2 separate regions of the Homo sapiens genome follow, and region 1 is linked to region 2. The links are chromatin loops, found by intact Hi-C in ENCODE. Cell type or tissue: ovary. All regions are shown on one strand. Links, peaks and the distances in the headings refer to the core of each region. The heading gives the core; the rest is flanking DNA.

What was found. Peaks named below come from ENCODE experiments on the same cell type or tissue, not always from the same donor. Only the 100,000 strongest peaks of a DNase experiment are listed, where the experiment ranks them.
Region 1: it touches region 2 in a loop (2.8-fold over the local background); 40 of 110 quality-filtered maps call a loop at or near these places.

What each region holds. Positions count from the first base shown.
Region 1 is chr19:17,344,518-17,348,823 of GRCh38, reverse strand. No RefSeq gene overlaps it. Among named protein-coding and RNA genes, the nearest start is that of GTPBP3, 9.1 kb to the right of the region's middle. RefSeq lists an enhancer at 1,772-2,733. In ovary, for the core only: a CTCF peak has its summit at 2,454 (motif pointing left); a DNase peak (open chromatin) is centred at 2,443.
Region 2 is chr19:17,290,197-17,294,575 of GRCh38, reverse strand. ABHD8 (abhydrolase domain containing 8) reads left to right here. Exons shown (of 5, transcript NM_024527.5): 4 at 72-288; 5 at 1,745-2,445. The coding sequence ends at 1,915. It also overlaps a transcript of MRPL34 not described here. Among named protein-coding and RNA genes, the nearest start is that of ANKLE1, 10 kb to the right of the region's middle. RefSeq lists enhancers at 1-122, 123-671, 1,811-1,900 and a silencer at 1,971-2,150. In ovary, for the core only: a CTCF peak has its summit at 1,597; DNase peaks (open chromatin) are centred at 1,635 and 2,025; H3K4me3 peaks cover 920 bases; H3K27ac peaks cover 890 bases.

The DNA.
Region 1 (4,306 bases), core at 307-4,306, 54 kb before region 2:
CCCCAAGGAAGCGGGGACATCCCTGCCCCTAAGCCTACTGCCAGACAGCCCAGAGTCCTTAGGGGGAGACATTGATGCCAGCCAGTCCTAACCATCCCAGAAGACCTGATTTAGGATTTCAGAGCCAAACATCCCTGGGTTTGAATCTTGGCTCAGTCAATCCTAGCCTCCATTTTCTCATCCAAGCATTGGGTGTAATAATAATAACTCTAAGGTCAGGCATTGTTTTTATAAATAAAGTTGTATTAGGGCTGGGCACGGTGGCTCATGGCTATTATCTCAGCGCTTTGGGGGATCGAGATAGGAGGATCGCTTGAGTCCAGGAGTTTGAGACCAGCCTGAGAAATTTAGCAAGACCCTATGTCTAGCAAAAATTTAAAAATTAGCTGGGCATGGTGGTGCGTACCTTTAGTCCCAGCTACCTGGGGGGCTGAGGCAGGAGAATCACTTGAGTCCAGGAGTTGGAGGCTGCAGTGAGCTAGGATTGCACCACTGTACTCCAGCCGGGGCGACAGAGCAAGACCCTGTCTCTAAAATAATAATAGTAATAATTCTAAACTCTCCAGACACATGGGCACAGGCCTCTGGTCCTTTGTCTGTTTTGCCTTCCAGAGCATTCCAGGAGCCATCATCCCTCTAACCGATCCCAGTGACCTGGCCCTGGCTCAGCCCCTGTACACTTGCACCTCAGCTGCTGCCTCTGGTATGGCTCCTGTGCTGGTCCAGAGGAGTCTTTCCATTACAGACTCTGTCCAAGTCCCTCTCCTGCTCACACACTCTCCATGGCTCCCTATTACCCTTAGAACAAAGTCTAACTCCTTAGCACATCTGTGACTCCCCTTTTGCCTCCTCCTATCCTGGACTTTTTAATTCTTTGTAAAAGACTCAACATTCATTAATTTGTGCTGTGCCCTTGGATTAGAAAGTCTTTTTCATGTCTAACGAACCCTTCTACCTCTGAAGCCCAGCTCCAGAGACCCCCTCCTCCAGGCAGCCTTTCTTGAAGTCCCAGATATAGCCCTTGCTTCCCCTTTTGGAAACCTCTCTCCCAGCCTCATCCCTCCCTCTTTCCAGCTCTGACCCTAAAGCTCTGACTGTCCCAGGCTGGTGACTCCTCAGGAACCGGGTGGGGGCTGAATACAGGGGGTGGGGGTCGAGCAATTGGCCGATCAGGCCCCCTTCCTGACCCTGAGGTCCAACCGCCTGGCGAGTCTCAGACTCTTTGGGGATTTCCTGCAGCCTCTATAAATAACCCCCATGGCTGCTTCCCACAAACCACCTCACCCTTCTTGGAAAAAAAGGATTGTAGCCAAGGACCTCAGGCCAGCTGTGTGCCAGGGCCCCAGGGAAGGCAGGCGGGGCCCCAGCATCCTGTCCAAAGAGCATCTCCAATCCCACCCAGGCACAGGCCCAGCTCACCCCTCCTGGGAGCCTTCAGGACCCTCCCCACTTCAAGCCCACCCCTCACGCCCAGATCTACATTATTGCTTTTCTTCTCTGGGCATCGGTTTGGTTTCCTGATGGGGCCAATAGTAACATCTGTGGACTCAGCTCATGGTGTGACCCTTTCCACTCTGGCCACCGCCCCTCCAGCCCCAATTTGTTGATTTGGTTGAACAAGCAAGGAAATGAACAAATAGTGACATACTGCCAGGAACCCTGTAAATAAAATCAGGCCTGGGTCTCCTCTAGTTGGGTGGTTGGGAAACTCTGGTGGCCTCCTTTGGCCCTTGTCATGCCCTCTGTCTGCCCGGGATGTCTCCCAGGCTCTGTGTCCCCTGAAACCAGAGAGTTTCTATCTTCAACCACTGGAGGTGGAGATCTTTTTCTTTTTTTTTTTTTTTTAATGTGAGATGGAGTCTCACTCTGTTTCCCAGGCTAGAGTGTAGTGGCGCCATCTTGGCTCACTGCAACCTCCGCCTCCCAGGTTCAAATGATTCTCCTGCCTCAGCCTCCCGAATAGCTAGGATTACAGATATGCACCAGCACGCCCGGCTAATTTTTGTATTTTTAGTAGAGACGGGGTTTCACTACGTTGGCCAGGCTGGTCTCCTGACCTCAGGTGATCCACCCACCTTGGCCTCCCAAAGTGCTGGGATTACAGGCGTGAGCCACCGCGCCCGGCCCTGAGGTCTCCTTCAGTTGGGTGGTCAGAAACTCTGCGGGCCTCCTTAGGCCCTTTTCGTGCCCTCTCTCTGCCGCGGATGCCTCCCAGGCTCTGTGTCCACTGAAATCAGAGTTTGTATATTCAACCACTGGAGGTGGAGATCTTTTTCTGATTCCAGAAAAGATCCTGATTCTCTTCGAGACTCAGTTTCCACCCCAGTCAGGGGAAGTTAACCATTCACATGCCACCAGGTGAATGCGGAAGGCCTAGATCCGCTGAGGGTGGGGCACCGGGAGCGCTGATGGGAGGATTGCTGGGGACCGCCTCACTTAGCGCGACGCGCCCTCTGCTGGTCGGTCCCCGCCACGTCAGGCTCCCCGAAGAATCTCAGACGAACCTCTGCCTATCAGACCCCTCCATCCATCCCTTCTCCAATGGTCTCCCTCCTCTTTCTCCTCCTTTCCTCTGCTCCAGCCACTCTGACCACCTCTGGCCGGGCGCGGTGGCTCTCGCCTGTAATCCCAACACTTTGGGAGGCTGAGGCGGACAGATCACTTGAGGTCAGGAGTTTGAGACCAACCTGGGCAACATAGCAAGATCCTGTCTCCATGAAAAAAATTTAAAAATTAGCCGGGCATGGTGGTTGTGGTCCTAGCTATTCAGGAGGCCGAGGTGGAAGGATCAACTGAGCCCAGGAGGTTGAAGATTACAGTGAGCCATGATTGTACCACTGCATTCCAGCCTGGGTGACAGAGTGAGACCCCACCCCAACCCCCCCCCAAAAAAAGGGCCAGGCATAGTAGCTCACACCTGTAATCCCAGCACCTTGGGAAGCCAAGGCAGGAAGATTGCCTGAGCCCAAAAGCTTAAAACCAGCTTGGGCAACATAGTGAGAACCCATCTCTAAAAGAAATTTAAAAATTAGCTGGGCGTGGTGGCGCATGCCTGTAGTCCTAGCTATTCAGGAGGCTGAGGTGGGAGGATCACTTGAGCCCAGAAGATGGAAGCTACAGTGAGCCATGATCGAGCCACTGCAGTCCAGCCTGGGTGAAAGGGAGAGGCCTTGTCAAAAAAAAAAAAAAAAAAAAAAAAGGTCGGGCGTGGTGGCACATGCCTGTAATCCCAGCTACTTGGGAGGCTGAGGCAGGAGAATTGCTTGAACCTGGAAGGCGGAGGTTGCAGTGAGCCACAATCACGCCACCGCACTCCAGCCTGGGCGACAGAGCAAGACCCTGTCTCAAAAAAAAAAAAAAAAAAAAAGCAAACAAACCAACAAAAAAACCTGACCATCTCACTATTCCTTGAACACACCGCGAAGTTCCTGAATCAGTGGGATATGTAATCCAGTGAAATATGTGTCAGTGGGATATGCATATGAAGGGATTTGCATATTCAGTGCCCTCTGCCTGGGGTGCCCTCCCCAGACTCCTCCATCTGACATCCTCACCATTCAGATCTCAACACTCATCACCTCTGCCAGGCAGCCCACTTTAAGTTGCCTGACTAGGTCACTTCTCCTCTTTATGAGCTTCAAAGAAGCCATCAGGCCAGGCACGGTGGCTCACACATGTGATCCCAGCACTTTGGGAGGCTGAGGTCTCAGGATCACCAGAGGCCAAGAGTTTGAGACCAGCCTGGGCAACACAGCAAGACCCCCATCTTTACTTAAAGAAAAAAAAAAAAAAGGCTGGGCACGGTGGCTCACGCCTGTAATCCCAGGCATTTGAGACCAGCCTGGCCAACATGGTGAAACCCGTCTCTACTAAAAATACAAAAATTAGCCAGGCGTGGTGGCACACGCCTATAGTCCCAGCTACTCGGGAGGCTGAGGCAGGAGAGTCGCTTGAACCTGGGAGGCAGAGGTTGCCAGTGAGCTGAGATCATGCCACTCCACCCTGGGCAAAAGAGCAAAGACTCTATCTCAAAAAAAAAAAGAGCAGCCATCAGGCCTCACTGTAATGACCTCTTTCTTGTCTCTTCTTTTCGTTGTTGTTTCGAGACAGAGTCTCGCTCTATCGCCCAGGCTGGAGTGCAGTGGCGTGATCTCTGCTCACTGCAACCTCTGCCTCCCAGGTTCAAGCAACTCTCTTGTCTCACCCTCCTGAGTTACTGGGACCACAGACGTGTGCCACCATGCTTGGCTAATGTTTGTATTTTTTGTAGAGATGGGGTTTCACCACGTTGGCCAGGCTGGTCTCA
Region 2 (4,379 bases), core at 89-4,088:
CTGGCATCGGGGGCACCCCACGGCAGTCGGGCTGGCATAAGGGGCTCTAGCGGTGCCTCCACCACCACCAGGGCCGGCTTCGCCCGCCAAGGAGCCAAGGAGAAGCAGCTGTTAAAGGAGGGCAACGCTTTCAACGTGTCATCCTTCGTACTCCGGGCCATGATGAGCGGCCAGTACTGGCCCGAGGGCGACGAGGTCTACCACGCCGAGCTCACCGTGCCCGTCCTGCTTGTCCACGGCATGCACGATAAGTTTGTGCCGGTGGAGGAAGACCAGCGCATGGCCGAGGTAGAGGCGGGCACCTGGGGCGCCACAGCTACAAATCCCCAGGGTGCTGCCCGGGAGGGGCGTGGCCTCTGCGGGGGGCGTGGTAGCGCTTGGTGGGCGTGCTTTCTTCCCGAGGGGGCGTGGCTGCCGGGTGGGCGTGGCCTCTAGTTGCTGTATCTTGTTCTGACCCCAGGCAAACAGGAGCATTAGGTCTAGCATCAGAAGTAGAATCTAGAAAGCAGGGCTGCCCTGGACAGGTGTTAGCAATTACGCACTGTCCCCACCGCTGTAAGAAGGCTCTCCTCACAGCGGAGGATTTGTATGAGACCGGTGACCTATATAATTCTAGAAGACCGGCACCAGGGGATCTTTAGATTAGAAACTCTAATTAGCGAGTTCAGATTAGAAAGGGTCTGGGGATCCTTAGCACTTAGAATAGCCCTGGATACTAGCCCGGCGAGGTGGTTCACGCCAATAATCGCTGCAACTTGGGAGGCTGAGTGGGGCGGATCGCTTGAACCCAGGAGTTCAAGGCTGTGGTGAGCCATGCTCGCACCACTGCACTCCAGCCTGGGCGACAGAGCAAGACCCCGTTTCTTAAAGAAAAAAAAAAAAAAACAAAAACCATTAAAGTATAACTGGACTGGTGGTTCTTAACTAAGGAGGATTCTGCCCCCAAGGAACACGTGGAAATGCATGGAGACATTTTTAGGTGTCACGACTGAGGGGGAGGGGGTACTACTGGCATCTAGTGGGTGGAGGCCAGGGATGCTGCTCAACACCCTACAAATGCACAGGATAGCAGCCCCCACCCCAGCTACCCGCCCCTTCCCCGCCCACCCCCGCCCCCCCAGCAAAGAATGATCCAGCTCCTAATGTTGGTAGAGTTGAAGTTGACAAAATCCTCCTCCAGGCCGGGCGCGGTGGCTCACTCCTGTAATCCCAGCACTTTGGGAGACCGAGGCGGGCAGATCGCCTGAGGTCAGGAGTTGGAGATCAGCCTGACAAACATGGCGAAACCCCGTCTCTACTAAAAATACAAAAAATTAGCCGGGTGTAGTGGCGCGTGCCTGTAATCCCAGCTACTTGGGAGGCTGAGGCAAGAGAATCGCTTGAAGCCGGGAGGCAGAGGTTGGAGTGAGCCGAGATTACGCCACTGCACTCCAGCCTGGGTGACAGAGCAAGACTCTGTCTCAAAAAAAAAAAAAAAGAAAGAAAAGAAAAAAAGAAGAAAATCCTTCTCCTGGCATACTGTAGACACTTAATAAATGCTGGATGCCTGAATACTAGTTGGGTTCCAGCAGGGCTACAGGCCATCCTCCAGCTCCCCCTTGAGTGGAAGTGGAGAGATGCAGGGTAGATGGGAGGAGGGACTTTTGGATGCTGTGGGCCATGTGTGTATGGCGGAGTCCCAGGGAAGCCTGGCCTCTCTCCACCCTCTTGCCCCCGCCTACCTTGAGCCCTGCGTCTTCTGCAGATCCTGCTCCTGGCATTCCTGAAGCTCATCGACGAGGGCAGCCACATGGTGATGCTGGAATGCCCTGAGACGGTCAACACGCTGCTCCACGAATTCCTGCTCTGGGAGCCCGAGCCCTCGCCCAAGGCTCTACCGGAGCCACTGCCGGCGCCTCCAGAAGACAAGAAGTAGCCGCTGGGCCGGCGGGGCATCGCTTGGTGAGCACAGCCGCAGCAGGAGGAGGCCCGAGCCTGCGCCAGGTCTGCAGCGCAGACCACCTGGGCGGGCCGTTCGCTCCGGTGGGCGGGGCCAGGTCAGGGAGACGCCCCCAGGCTGCCTGGGCGGGGCGTGGCATCCGAGGGAGCCCAGCGGACATTCCGCTCTCCGCTTCCGTCCCGCGGGGCCCATCGGCGTTTTGGGGCCGCAGCCGGGACCCTCACGGAAGATGACCTTGTACAGAAGCTCTCCCTCACCTTCCCCCCAACGCCACGGCCAAGGCAGGCCCCCCACCCCGCTGTCTTCCGTGTCAGCCGTGCTTGATCCTGGGACCCACGAGCCCCACAGGGACCCTCGAGGCCCCATCCCGTTATCCGAGACCCTTCCTACCCCCCATTCCTCGGCGCTGGGAGCTATTTTTGCCCAAGGGGGGGGGATGGGGGGGCTGGCGCCACCGAACCTGCACATCTCAACTTGTAACTCAATAAACAGAAGTGACAATCGGAGTCTCCGGACCTGTGCTGGGTGACCACAGGGCAGGGTGTTCGCCGCCTGGAGCCTCAGTTTTCCCATCTGCAGACTGGGCTCAGGCTGGTGCCTCGCGCTCAGGATCGACTTCGACAATGTCTGGTGTCCACGTTAGCTTCCTGAATTTCCCCTCGTACCTCAGAAGGCTGAGGCTCCTTGGACAGTATCCCCCAGGGCAGGAGGCAACTTATCAAGAGGTGACCCCGGCCGGACGTGGTGACTCACGCCTGTAATCCCAGCACTTTGGGAGGCCGAGGAGTATCGCCTGAGGTCAGGAGTTCGAGAACAGCCTGGCCAAAATGGTGAAACCCCGTCTCTATTTAAAAATGCAGACAGGCCAGGCGCGGTGGTTCACGCCTGTAATCCCAGCACTTTGGGAGGCAGAGGTGGGGGGATCACGAGGTCAGGAGATCGAGACCATCCTGGCTAACACAGTGAAACCCCGTCTCTAGTAAAAAATACAAAAAATTAGCTGGGCGTGGTGGCGGGCGCCTGTAGTCCCAGCTACTCGGGAGGCTGTGGCAGAAGAATGGCGTGAACCCGGGAGGCGGAAATTACAGTGAGCCGAGATCGTGCCACTGCACTCCAGCCTGGGTGACAGAGCGAGACTCCATCTAAAACAAACAAACAAACAACAACAACAACAACAACAAAAAACAAAGACAAGCCAGGAATGGTGGCACGCGCCTGTGGTCCCAGCTACTCGGGGAGCCTGAGGCAGGAGAATCGCTTGAACCCAGGAAGTGGAGGTTGCGGTCAGCTGAGATCGTACCACTGCACTCCAGCCTGCGCAACAAGGCGATACTCCTTCTCAAAAAAAAACGAGATGAGCCCTTCCCTGGCCGGAAGAGATCCAACCGAGGTTTAGGTGAAGATCAGTGGGTGTTGCATGGAATTAGAGCTGCCATAATTGAGTGCCCACTGTTTTCCAGGCTGTGTGTTGAATGCCTGCCACCCACTGGTTCATTGAATTCGACTCATCCAACCCCACCCAGCAAGTCAGGACCTTTTACTATTCCCGTGTTATATCTTTCAGCTTGGTTTAGGGCCACCTTTGTCAAGAAGACTTTTCTTTTGAAACCACCAAATCTGTCTTTTAGTTGGGTTTTGGTTTTGTTTTTGTTTGTTTGTTTGTTTGTTTTTTGAGACAGAGTCTCACTCTGTCGCCCAGGCTGGAGTGCAGTGGCACGATCTCGGCTCACTGCAACCTCCGCCCCCCGGGTTCAGGAAATTTTCCTGCCTCAGCCACTGGAGTAGCTGGGATTACAGGCTCCTGCCACTACGCCCAGCTAATTTTTGTATTTTTAGTAGAGACGGGGTTTCACCATCTTGGCCAGACTGGTCTTGGAACTCCTGACCTCGTGATCCACCCGCCTCGGCCTCCCAAAGTGCTGGGGTTACAGGCGTGATCCACCGCACCTCACCTACATTTTATTCTGGTCCATGTATATCTGGTCCTATCTGTGGTTTCTGTGTATTACAGGAGGAGGGAGGAAATCTTTCCCTCGGTTCTGTCCTTTCCCCACCGGTTTGTGAGCTCCATCCTTAGTTTAGCCAGGGGGGCAATTGTGTCCATTGGCAACTTCTGGAGACATTTTTGATCGCCATGTTTGGGGGTGCATGGGTGTTGCTGACTTCTAGTGGATGGAGGCCAGGAACGCTGCTCATCACCCTGAAATGCAAGGGACAGACCCCACAGCAAAGAATAAGCCAACCCCAAATGTCATTAGGGCCAAGATTGGGAAACCCTGTGTTAGACAAATCCCATCTCTTCTGGGGGCTCTAGGTTCTTTACCAATGTCCTGTTTGTGTATTCTGGGGCGATGGCACAGTGTCATAACACCTGTGGCTTTATTATTAGATTTGGCAACTGGGAGGCATCCCTGTTTCACACTTTTTTTTTTTTTTCTGA